Linked DNA regions of Mus musculus: region 2 is linked to region 1. A link is a loop called in an ENCODE intact Hi-C map of the cell type or tissue named here. Cell type or tissue: heart. All regions are shown on one strand. Links, peaks and the distances in the headings refer to the core of each region. The heading gives the core; the rest is flanking DNA.

Region 1 (5,742 bases), core at 1,418-3,917:
CCATTGCACATACATTTATTTAATCACTTGTTTTATATGCCATGTTATGTAGTATAACTAGCCTGTCAAATATAAATGAGCCTCTATGTAGAAAGAATGTCATGACTGATGTGAGATCTCTGGGAATTCCCAATCAGGATGAACTCACAGAGCATGGAGACAAAGGAAATGTCTGTCTTTGAAATTAAGCCAGAAGCATTGAAATTATGTCATAATCAACTTCAGAAGCAAATTTGCATAATCATTGCTAAAAAAACTATTCTCTAATCTTCAAAAAGTATGAGAATCCTAACAGGAGTGTATGTTAGAAATAAGAGAGACCTGTAGTGTTTTCTGCTGCACTTAATTGGTTCAGATTAAGTAATATTATATGGGTGACAGACTTCTATTTCCTTTGAACCTACTTTCCTTTGCATGCTGTGACATACTAAACAAAACGATGTGCCTAAAAATGGGAAGGTGGACATAATTATCCTTAGACTGGAGAAGGGAAGTTGATCAGGTTGCTAAGACTTGATAACATCTTCCCCTTTGTTCTATTTCTAAAATCCTCAGGAAGCCTTCTGATCCGGAATTTGATTTCCTGTGTAGTTCTACCTACCAGAAGGGATGTGCTGACAGTTGGCCTAGCTCCTGGACCAAGCATGCTTCCAGTTTTACATGAATAAATTGGCTTTTTGACAGAGTGAATGAGAGTATGAGGTTGCTTTGCATGAATCTAGCTCTAAAAATGCTTGAGCCTAAAAACTGTGAGTCCAGGAAAGGACATTGAAAATAAGATGTGGGCATTGTATAGTTGTATAGAAGAAAACCCTGAGGGGTTTTATGTTTATTTTGTTTTTAAGTAGTTAATTATTTTTCTTAAAGTGAAGTTGACATAGAACTTTAATAACTACTGACATCAGGTGTGTTCCAAAACCGAGGCCATACTCGAGTTGACCCTTTCCCACACAGGAATGTCTATTTAACCCATCAGTGACTCTTCATGTCTGTACTGAGATAGATCATATTCTTTTGTGAGAGTCTGAACAGTTACACACCAGCATCCCCTGGGTATCTCAACGTGTACTTTTATTAACTAAACAAGTAATATTTTTCCAAAGGAAGCTTAAGATTTGAAAGAAGAAACAGAACCACATTGGAAAAACAACTAAATTGGGAGTACCCTATGGAAGGGCAACAATGCCCTTTCTCAACAGAACAGATTAACAAATAAAAATCCCAATGCCAGAAATGGTTTACTTCTTTGGGATCTGTTGACTAGTGTGAACCCTTAGATTCCCCAATTTCATAAGTTGTTGCTAATGTTCTTGGTTGTTCTTCAGACTTACCTTGACAATAAGGCCTCATTGCTGAAGACTGTATGTATTTGAGTTACAGAACATGGAGAAATATAGCAGGTGCTCACCAGAGAAGCTTCATTTTGCAGCAAATGAAGATTAATACAGAAATCCACAATAGGTCAAGGTGCAGAGAATAAGAGACTGTGGAATGTGCCATCCTACTAAGTGGAACATCTATATTATACTTCTCCCTCTCACGGTTCAGAGACTATTGTGGAAAGACTTGTGGTGGAAAGATTATAGGAGCCAGAGGTGGTGGAGGCTAAAACAAAATGGGTTTTTCTGGACCCAACAGGGCAGTTGAACATATGAACTCATAGTGGTTGTGAGAGCATCCACATAACCTGCAAATGCTCAACTCAGACAATATCTTACCATGGAGAGGGGGTTAGGAATGAAGTCTTCTCCCTAGACGAGGAGACATCAGTGAGTTATAGCATTTTGGGGGATGGAGAGTCAGATTTATTTGAAAGCTTAGACTTTCGTAGGTAGATCATGCTTCAGTGGATGGCAACTTACTAAGAGTACATGAGGAGCATGAACTGGATTTGAGTATGGGGTGGATATGGAAATAATTAGGAGAGGCTAGTGAGTATAGTCAAAATACAATTTCTTTTCATTTTCACTTATTTCTTATTATAGTTTTTTCCAGATATTTATACATTCTGGATATTAATTATCCCCTTCTTAGATCTATAGTCTGCAAATGTTTATTTTTTGATACAGATGTGTAAAATAAATTTTACATTTCCAGGTTGCTCTTATAGTTGGTGCATTGGAACAAGCACAGCTCACCAAACCTCAGTCTTTCTGAGCATGCCTGTGTGTCTGACTTAGTCACGCCAATTCTGAAGCTTTGCAGTATACATCTGCACATATTTTTTTTTTCTATTCTGCAGAGTGGCTTGTCTACACACTTGGCTGATTGTTTCCTTTGCTTCATAAAAATCTCTTTAGGTTGACATAATCTCATTTGTCCTATTTTGATTTTGTTGCTGCTGCTGCTGAGATTTTTAATCTAAAAAAAAAAGAGAAAGAAATAGAAGTTCTCTTTCAGATTAAAGTCATAATGCACTTATCCATTGTTGTTTTTCCAGGAGTATCAAGATTTCAGGGCTTACATTTTAGTCTCTAGTCCATTTGGTGTTGATTTTCAAACATGGTGCCTCATCTTCATTCTTTTGCATATGGATAACCAGTTCTCCCAACATCATATATTAAAGGAGCTAATCTCTCTCTCTTCCTCTCTCTCCTGTCTCTCTCTCTTCCCTTCCTTTCTTTTTTTGTATGGAAAACAGATTCTTTTCTCCTACAATACATCTCAACCCCAGTTACAGCCTCCCTCAACCTACCTTCCATTCACCTTCTATTTCCTTTCAGAAAAGAGCGGGCCTCCAAAAAAACAACAACCAAACATGACAAAACAAAATACAATAAGACAAGGCAAAAGCCCTAATATGGAGGCTGGATAAGGTTCCAATAGGAGGAAAAGAGTCCCAAAAGCAGGCAATAGAGTGAGACACCCATGTTCTTACTATTAGGATTTCCACAAAAATTAAAAAAAAAAGGAAAAAGCTCGAAACCATAACATATACACAGTGGATGTGGCACAGACGCAGGTGGGCCCTGTGCTTGATGTTTCAGTCTCTGGGAGATCATATGAGCCCTGCTTAATCAAAGCAGTGGGTCATGTTCTCTTTGTGTCCTCCATCCCTTCCGACTCCTAGAATCTCCCCCCTCCTGCCCTTCTTCCACAGTATTTCCTATTTCCTGATTCAGACTCTGCATAATTACTGGCTGTGGATCTCTGTACTTGCTCCTATCTCATGCCACAGGAAGCCTTTCTGATGATGACTGGACAAGGCTCTGATCAATGAGTATAGCAGAACATCATTGGAAATCGTTACATTGTGTTTGTTTGTTTGTTTTTAACCAGTTGTGTTAGGTCTGTGGGCCATCCAGCTTCTGGACCATCCAGGCAGTCTAAGGCATGGGCTCCCTCCCTAAGCATAGACCTCAAGTTAAACCAGACATCGGTTGACCACTGTAATAAATTCTGCATCACCATTGCCCCAGTATATATCTTGCTGGCAGGACAAATTGTAGATTGAGGGTTTTATAACTGGGTTGGTATCCAGGTTTCTCTTTCCCTAATGTGAAGAGTCCCTTTACATACCAATGACACTAGACAGTAGTAATAAAGGCTTAATGCAGGCACCAACTCAACCTCTCTATGTTCAGTGAGCTGTGTAGATGGTGTCTTCAGCAGTGGAGTCCCATTGTCAGTTTTCAGAGAGTGATTCTTTGTCCTAGCTCCAGTCTGGGTTGTTAGACATCTCCATGGGACCCCTTCGCCTAACAACTTAACCAAATGCAATCCAGTCCTACCACTGGAAATCTTGCTTGACTTCAAAAGATGGCCATTCCAGACTCTAGACATTTGCACAAAATTTTCAAAGAACTAATAGAACAAATTAAAAATAAGTGGAAATAGGAAAAGCCTTGAATCGGGGCAAGGAAGAGCCCTCGATTACCTCTCACCTCTCATAGCTGCTCTGAATTGCATTGACTCCAAGTGTGATGTCATGTTCTTTATACTGCTTGACAAGTAAATCATTCTGCGCCTGGCAAAAGAATCATCATTCTGCACAGTGATACACTGATTACCTCATAATTTCACACCAGAGGTACATTGATTGCCATTCATTATCATATAGCATAATGGAAAAACTTCAAATACGATTTTAAATTATTAAGCTCTATAAATCTAATTATCTTAATTATTTGTATGTGTTTTGACATGAGTAAACATGCATGCAAGTGTTTTTAGAGAGCATAGGAGGGCAGTGGATTCCTTTACAGCTGGAGCTACAGGCAGATGAGGGCTGGTGCTGAGAACTGAACTTGTCTTAATTATTGATCACTTTCCCAGCCCCAAACTGCTGTTATTTAACAAAGTAGAAATTAGAAAAGAATGGGTATAGAAACATCAAATTCTTGTTTCATATTTGGGAGAAGCAGTCTTCTTAAATAGGTGATCAAAAATCATATGAAAATCTTCTCAAATTCTGGACCCACAAGGGCAACAGGAATTTAATCAGAGGTTTTGTTTTGTGAATTTGATATTGACACACAGAAATGGTCGAATGGGTTGATTAAGAGGCAATGGTACAATTCGTGTGACCCAGGTACATATTTCTTGGTCAAGTAGAGATGTGTTTAGCTCACCACAAGAATAGAGAATAGAATATTCTAGAATGAAAAGGGAGTCTAAGTTATCCTCACACATACAGTGAGTTGTGGTTAAAAGGTTTTTAAGTGAAAAGACCACTCTATTTTACCAGAAAACTTGGAAATATATTAAAATGACCAATTTCAGAACAAAACGAAACACAACACCTTAGCCAGCGATCCAAAATGGTCTTTTCTCTTTGGAAACTATTCTGAGTTTGAGAAGTTAAATGAATTTATGAATGGATACATTTATAATATTGAATGGATGGAAACAATATCTACCTAAGCGAAATAAATCAGAGCTTTGGGGAATTGAAAAATAATTTTATTGTGGCATTTGTGATGTGACTTTCCTTAGACTTTGTTCTTTTGTTCTTTGAAGGTCAGGACCCTTGCTTCCCTCTCCCTGGTGAAGAGAGCTGTAGACCTCTTCCCTTTAGAAAACCTTTCTGAGCGTGAGGCGCCACTTCCTGAGTATTGTTTCTTCAGGTTTAAGTTGCTGCTTCCCTTCTGGGGCACGGTGCAAAAGGAAACTGAAATATTTAATCTTTTAAAGTCAAATTCAAACAATCCCACCTTAAAATAGCAGAGCTCCCTTTAAGCCGATCTGCACACAGACAGAAAGGGCATGCGTGCTGCACTTTGATCAAAAGGATGAAGAGCCTTCATGTGGGCTGTGAGAAAGGCAGCTGGGGAGTCTCACTGATACTTTTTATTTCTGTCTCTTCTTTCTTCCTTGTCCAGCCTTTTCTTCCCCCTCCCCCTATTTTTTGGAAACCTGTAGGAACAAACCTTTTCCCTTTCCATATGACTCTTCTATTATTTGGATACACCCTGATGAAGCTGCCAGCATTATCCTGATAACTCTTTGTCCACAACTGAAATCAAGCCCAGGCAATATTCGTTGCAAAAACTCTCTAGAGAAAAGGCAGAGTTAGTGGCTGAAAATGGATGCCGCTGTCCAGGTTCAACCCAGAGATTATAAAAGTGTCATGAAGACACTGAGATTCACATATTGCCTTCCCCTGAATGGTGACCGCAATGACAGGAACTGGACAGGTGGCATCATTACACATAATCTTTACCTCTGAAGTAAAATGAGAAAGAACCTCATGCAGCATGTTTGGGCACGTTACCAATAGCTGGCAACATCAGCAGTCATGCT
Region 2 (5,742 bases), core at 1,788-4,287, 110 kb after region 1:
CACAGGAAGGCCTCTCAATTTTTTTGGGCCTGGCAGCCAAAGATGGATCCTGCTCTGGGACCTGAGTTCTTAACAAAGCCATCGATATAACAGGAACCTAGTGGAGTGACTGTCTGGGTGGTAATGGGTAAGTCTATCATTTTAATTGACACATAGGACGTTTAGATAGATCCTTCCCAGGTCTCTGAGGGGTTTAAATTCAGTGATCAACCATCTATGTTTCATGGTAAATGATTAAATAGGAAAAGTTTATGCCATGTCTGAGGATATAAAAGCTTATAAGAAACTGTCTGAAGGTCTAGGAAGGTGTTTTGAGGTGGGTAAATGAAATTATGGTGGATTTGTCCTTTAGATAGGAAGCTTCAGGGAATCCATTCAAATCTGCCTTCCCTAGTCAAATGGCCTCAAAATAAGGACTGTCAATTAACAGCCTGTTTGCTCCTCCCACCTGCCTGCTCTTGAGAAGACGATCTACTCCCCTTTCCTTGGTCTTAGGAAACCCCCCCCCCCATCCAACTACAAAGACCATGGGCCTAAGAGTTTCAAATGTACACCCCACAAAACATTTTTCTCGCTAAACTGTATCTTCTACCCCAAAGAGCCACCGGGTTCTCTCAGAATCTGCATCCAGGAAAGCTCCAAAACTGTTCTCCACAGGTGCTCTGGCCACCCTCACAGACTGTTTCACCTGCTGTACAGTCTACCCCAAGATGGTCCCACCACCTGGACAGCAGTGAAATAACCAGCTCTTCACAGACGTAGGACATTCCAGCCTTTTGTCCACGCTTCAAAACTGCGCCTCAATGTCAGCAGGAAGATGACACTACCCTCATCCATTTATAATCAACTAAAGGCTGATTTCAGACCTTATGGTACAGGGACTGAGGTGCCTGTTGTACATGCCAAGGCAGGCCTGGCCTCCTGGTTCTCCCAGCATCCCTCAGTCCCTACCTGACACACTGTGCCCAGAACCCTGAACTTTCCAGCCCAGGGGCTGAGCTACCTTTCCTCTAGAGGCTTCTCCCTATATAATCCAGACATTTTGCTCTCCTTTCTTTTTCCTCCTCCTCCTCCTCTTTTCCTCTTCTTCCTGTTCTTTTCTTCCTCCTCCTTCTCCTCCTCCTCCTCCCCATCTTCTCTCTCTGCATGCACACTCTTTTCTCTCATTCTCTCTCTTCCCCTTACCCCTCCTTTCTCCATGGTGACTTCCTTCACCTTGGTCTTTGAGGCCAGTGAATTTGCCCACTGAAGAGCTGCTTCCCAATAAACCTGCCTTTAATACAATCTAATCTGTCTTAAATTGGCTCATTCACTATCAGCAGAGAAATAACCTATCACTCTCCACCTTGTTTTCTCTATTATCTGGAATGAACTCTACATGTGTCTCTCAGTCCAAACCTTCTGAGCCCTAGTGATAGCTACCGACTGAAACGTTCCCGCTAACATCCCTCATGCCCCACATGGGCCTGGCTCTGAGAATGCCCTTCACACTCAGGACTGCAACAGCCTTTGTCCACTGCACTTGTACAACTTGCTTACATGGAAGAGGGTTTTTAAACTCCATCTTCTCATCCTCCCCTCCAACTCCTGACTAAAACAGAACCTCCAGGGGCAGGGCTCTGCCTTCCCCCAGGTTAGTGGGGGACTCCCAGGCTGCTAGATAAGGTGTGCTAACTCTGAGCTAGATCAGAGATTGGCGAACTCATTTCACAAAAACACACTACATAAATATTTTGGGCTGAATGTTCTCAGTTCACAACTACCCTGCAGCATTTCCATTTGAGCTTTGCTATTAACTACAAAAGCTCCCACTAGATGACAGACAAAATATTCACACGTGTATGCAAATGAGTGTGGCTGTGTCCAATAAGGCTTTACTTATAATGGATGATGGTGGCTATAGTTCACTGACCTCTAAGGCATGCGATTATTTAGCTTGGTAAAAGTGACCAGTGTCCAAAAGGTTGTCTGCACTTGGTTTGTGCTTGTGGGACAAATTAATCAATAAAAGAACCCACTAAAGTGCTCTTGTAGCATCCCACTTTAAAAGAGAAGGTCACACTGTGGTATTACAGGAGGTTCTTGAATAAAGTCACACTGGCAGGTGGAAATTCTTTTAAAATTCTTTTCTAATATTAATTAATTAACTAATTAATTTATTTATTCACTTTGTATCCCAATATTAGCCCCCCCTCTTCCTAGTACCCCCTAACATTCACATAGATCCTCTCTGAATTTCCCCCTCCCCTTCTACTCTGAGAAGGGGGGCTTACCCTGTGTCATCAAGCCCCTGGAAAATCAAGTCACTGTTGGACTAGGAGCAGCCTCTCCCACTGACCAGATAAGGTGGCCTAGCTAGGGAAACAGGACTTGTGGAAAATCTTGGTGGTCTGGGTATATGGTAAATGGAAAGCATGGGACTCCTTTCTGAATTCAAATGTAGTCTGCACACGTTTTGGTTTTCTGTTTACAGAATATACTTGACTTAATTGGCTTCCGAACAAAGGGTTGGTTGAGGAATAATTTGTGAATTTTGAAAACTTTCTGAATAAATGCTGTTTCTGAAGGAGGAGAAGAACCAGGAGTCAGTCCCACTGAGGTTCCATTGAGTCCCAAGGTCAAGCTTAATTTACAAACCCCTTAGAAGGTGAAACATAGCCTCCCAACTGAACAGTCTCTCTGCACTCCCCGTTTCCTGGGCTGGGTGGGTGAAGCTGACTGCACTTTGCCGGCAGGATCAAAGTACATGAAAAGTCCCTGGGAGGAAGCAGCTGTTCTTCTGCGTCCTGCTAAAGAGCTTCAGAATTTCCAGGGAAATATAAACTTCCTGAAGGCCCCCGGGGATCTCCCCTTAAAATGCCAAGGCTTTGTTTATGCCGCTAGTAAGTACAATTATGGTGGGGATGGGTGGTTCTGAGGGAGACAGAGGCAAGCTACAGAAGATAAAGAACTTTCCAAAAAGAATTGAAATAGGTGGTATGGTGGGTGGGGGTGGGGGAGGCAGCATTAAGATTAGAACAGTCATTTCCCTCAATTCTTTGACTTGTTCCTTCAAATATTCAACGCTGTATAAGTCTGTTGGCTGGACTGCTTTTTCTTTAAGACCGTGGTAATTTAGGCTCCAGAGGTGGTGGAAGATTGATGCAGTCTAGGGGTCTTGATTTGATTCATTTTCTCTGCCAGTTAAGGAATTAAGTGGCAGGAAAAACCTAGAGTGCAACAGATAGCAGCAGAGAAAACTCAAGCACAGCAGACAGAACCTGCAGTTGAAGAAAGGCATTTCTGTTCATTTGGAATGAGGAACACATGCACATCCAGACACACAGAGAAAAATTCCCTCCGCAATGCACAGGAGTTGGGGTAGGACTTGGAAAGCCAAAAACACCAGTCTCTTCTCAAGGGCTGCTGGTTAAAGCTTCCGAAGGGTCTTCCTCCCAAACTTGGGGTTGGTCAGTTTGAAGGAATCGAGGATGGTTCATTATCCCACAACTGCTGTGTGACATGTTCTGAGCAGGCCTTAAACTTTTTGAAATAGTCCATCAATAGGGCCTGCTGATGGAAGACTCAAACAAACTCTACAAAACCATTGATTTAAGAAGCCAGCTTTTGTCTCAAGTTAGGAAGATAAGGATGAAGCTGTCTATCCTTGAAACTTACTACCTTTATTCGCTAGCCCTGGGCTCTCATCTTTCTCCCTACCAGGGAGTCTGTCTAATTCCCATTCTCTCAGGATGACTTCCCTGTTGACATCAAAGGCTCTAGTAACTAAGGCAAGCTTGTTCTTTCTGGCTACTCATTCTGGATAGATCAACGAGGGATTGACTAACTGGTCAAACAAGAAACACAGCTACAGTGGCATGGTGACTTGAACAGATAATCAGTGAATTAAGTTTTTAAAGTATTTTTAAATTTTGATTTATTAATTTAGGAAAACATCTCAGTATCACCATCATTTGTGAAGGCAAATATCAATAGGTTCAGGGAGAGGGCAGACCTAGAAAGTTATGTAGAATTCACCTGAGGATATGAAAAGTCTGTTAGCTGGCTTGCATTTTGCAGGAGAGGAAATTTACCTAAGATGTTCAATGCATTGTTTTAACTAAGAAATACCAAAGTGTCTTAAAGAGTAAGCAATTCAGGGAATCAGTGCTCAGTCATTTGTTGTAGACTGATAGGTAAGTCACCATTGTTTTTAAAAAGCTGGTATCTACCTATCATACCTGAGGGCACAGGGCAGAATGAATGGCTCAGTTTTAAAATAGTAGTGGCTAGTTTCCGAATTGTTTTTCTAGACATTTCAAGGACTTGGATGAAATATTTCAATTAGTCAAAGAAGCATGGCATGTCAGAGAGCATAAGAACTAGAAAGAACATGTATACTTTCATAGGCAAAAAGGAGATACACAAAGGATACTTTTAGTGTTGGAGAGATGATTCTGGGGGAAAAAGTAGTTTCGGATCAAGTATGAGAATCTAAATTTGACTGCCCAGAACCCATATAAAAGTCAAATGTCACTCAAGTATCAATTATCTCATAATTCCTATGAGTATGGGAAGTGGAGACAAGAAAATTCCAGGAAGGTAGAGGGTAAGCTAGTCTGGCATGTGTAGAGGAACAATAAGGAGACCCTGTTTCAAGGAAGGTAGAAGGTAGGAACTGACACCAGAAGTTGACAGCTGCCATGACATACTTGTGTTTACATTAGCATGCAGTAGGTTGTCCTGATGCTGCTTGTAGTATTCTAATGGTAATTTGGGCTCCCAAAACTGATTGCACCTGAGAAGAGAAAGTCTGAACATAGATTCTGTCTACAGTTAATTGTATTTGTTAAATAAAGATGCTAATAATAGCCAGTAGCTGGGCAGAAGGGGCAGAGGTAGGTAGGTTTACCAGGCTTAGGCTTGGAGTCAGAGAAGAGGAGGAAGAAAGAGAACATGAGGAGAGGAGAAGGTAGAGCCACCATGGGTTAAGGGTGAAGAGAACGTGGACCTGAGGGCTGCCTAATTGGAGCTAAGGGCACCCCTGCTATTTTATAGGTCAAGCTGGCTGTCAAATGAAGCACTATAAAGATACTGTGTGTACTCAACATGTAGCATGACTTCTTGATCTATTTAAAGAACCAAATGTTAACTTAGGGCTGGAGATTGACACGCATGTAAAATGCTGCTGGTGACCAGATTTGCTCGAGGTTCAGTGAGAGACACTGTCTCAAAGGAATAAGGCAGAGACTGATAGAGCAGGACCCTGAGGTCCATTTCTAGTCTGTGTATGTGTGTAGGCATACACATCTACAATTCATGTGTGTACATGACATACCTATACTATATATGTAGACACGGAGACAAGCGTTATTTATTAAATTGTAAGTTGTGAAGCACACACGAATAAGCAATGGAAAACTTTTTTTTTTCCTGCTCTACAGAAGCACAATTTTTAATGGGAGACTTCACTGTATGATACATGAAGATTCCATTCTTTTTGTTATTTGAGGAGTGAAAAGAAGGTTGATTTTTTTTTTTCTGTTAGCTTCCTTCTGGCAGAATTAACATGAATGCAGCCTTTGAGCAGTGCTTACCAAGTTCTAGTTCCTGCTGCATGTATTAATGGTGTGCTAATACAATCCTCCTTTAATCTTTTCAGGAGAGAGTTTTGTCAGTTTCTTAATTGACTTACAAAGTGTTTCAAAATGAGGAGTAATAGACACATGCAAATTAATTTATTTTCTATCAAACAATAAAGTT

The links. Hi-C counts contacts between places; a loop is a spot of excess contacts. Peaks named below come from ENCODE experiments on the same cell type or tissue, not always from the same donor. Only the 100,000 strongest peaks of a DNase experiment are listed, where the experiment ranks them.
Region 2: a loop joins it to region 1, with 2.1 times the contacts of the local background. A loop is called at or near these places in 4 of 42 quality-filtered maps.

Annotation. Positions count from the first base shown.
Region 1 is chr3:21,639,158-21,644,899 of GRCm38, reverse strand. No RefSeq gene overlaps it. Among named protein-coding and RNA genes, the nearest start is that of Gm31693, 61 kb to the left of the region's middle. In heart, for the core only: no CTCF peak of the experiment used is centred there; no DNase peak of the experiment used is centred there.
Region 2 is chr3:21,528,118-21,533,859 of GRCm38, reverse strand. No RefSeq gene overlaps it. Among named protein-coding and RNA genes, the nearest start is that of Gm31610, 41 kb to the right of the region's middle. In heart, for the core only: no CTCF peak of the experiment used is centred there; a DNase peak (open chromatin) is centred at 2,759.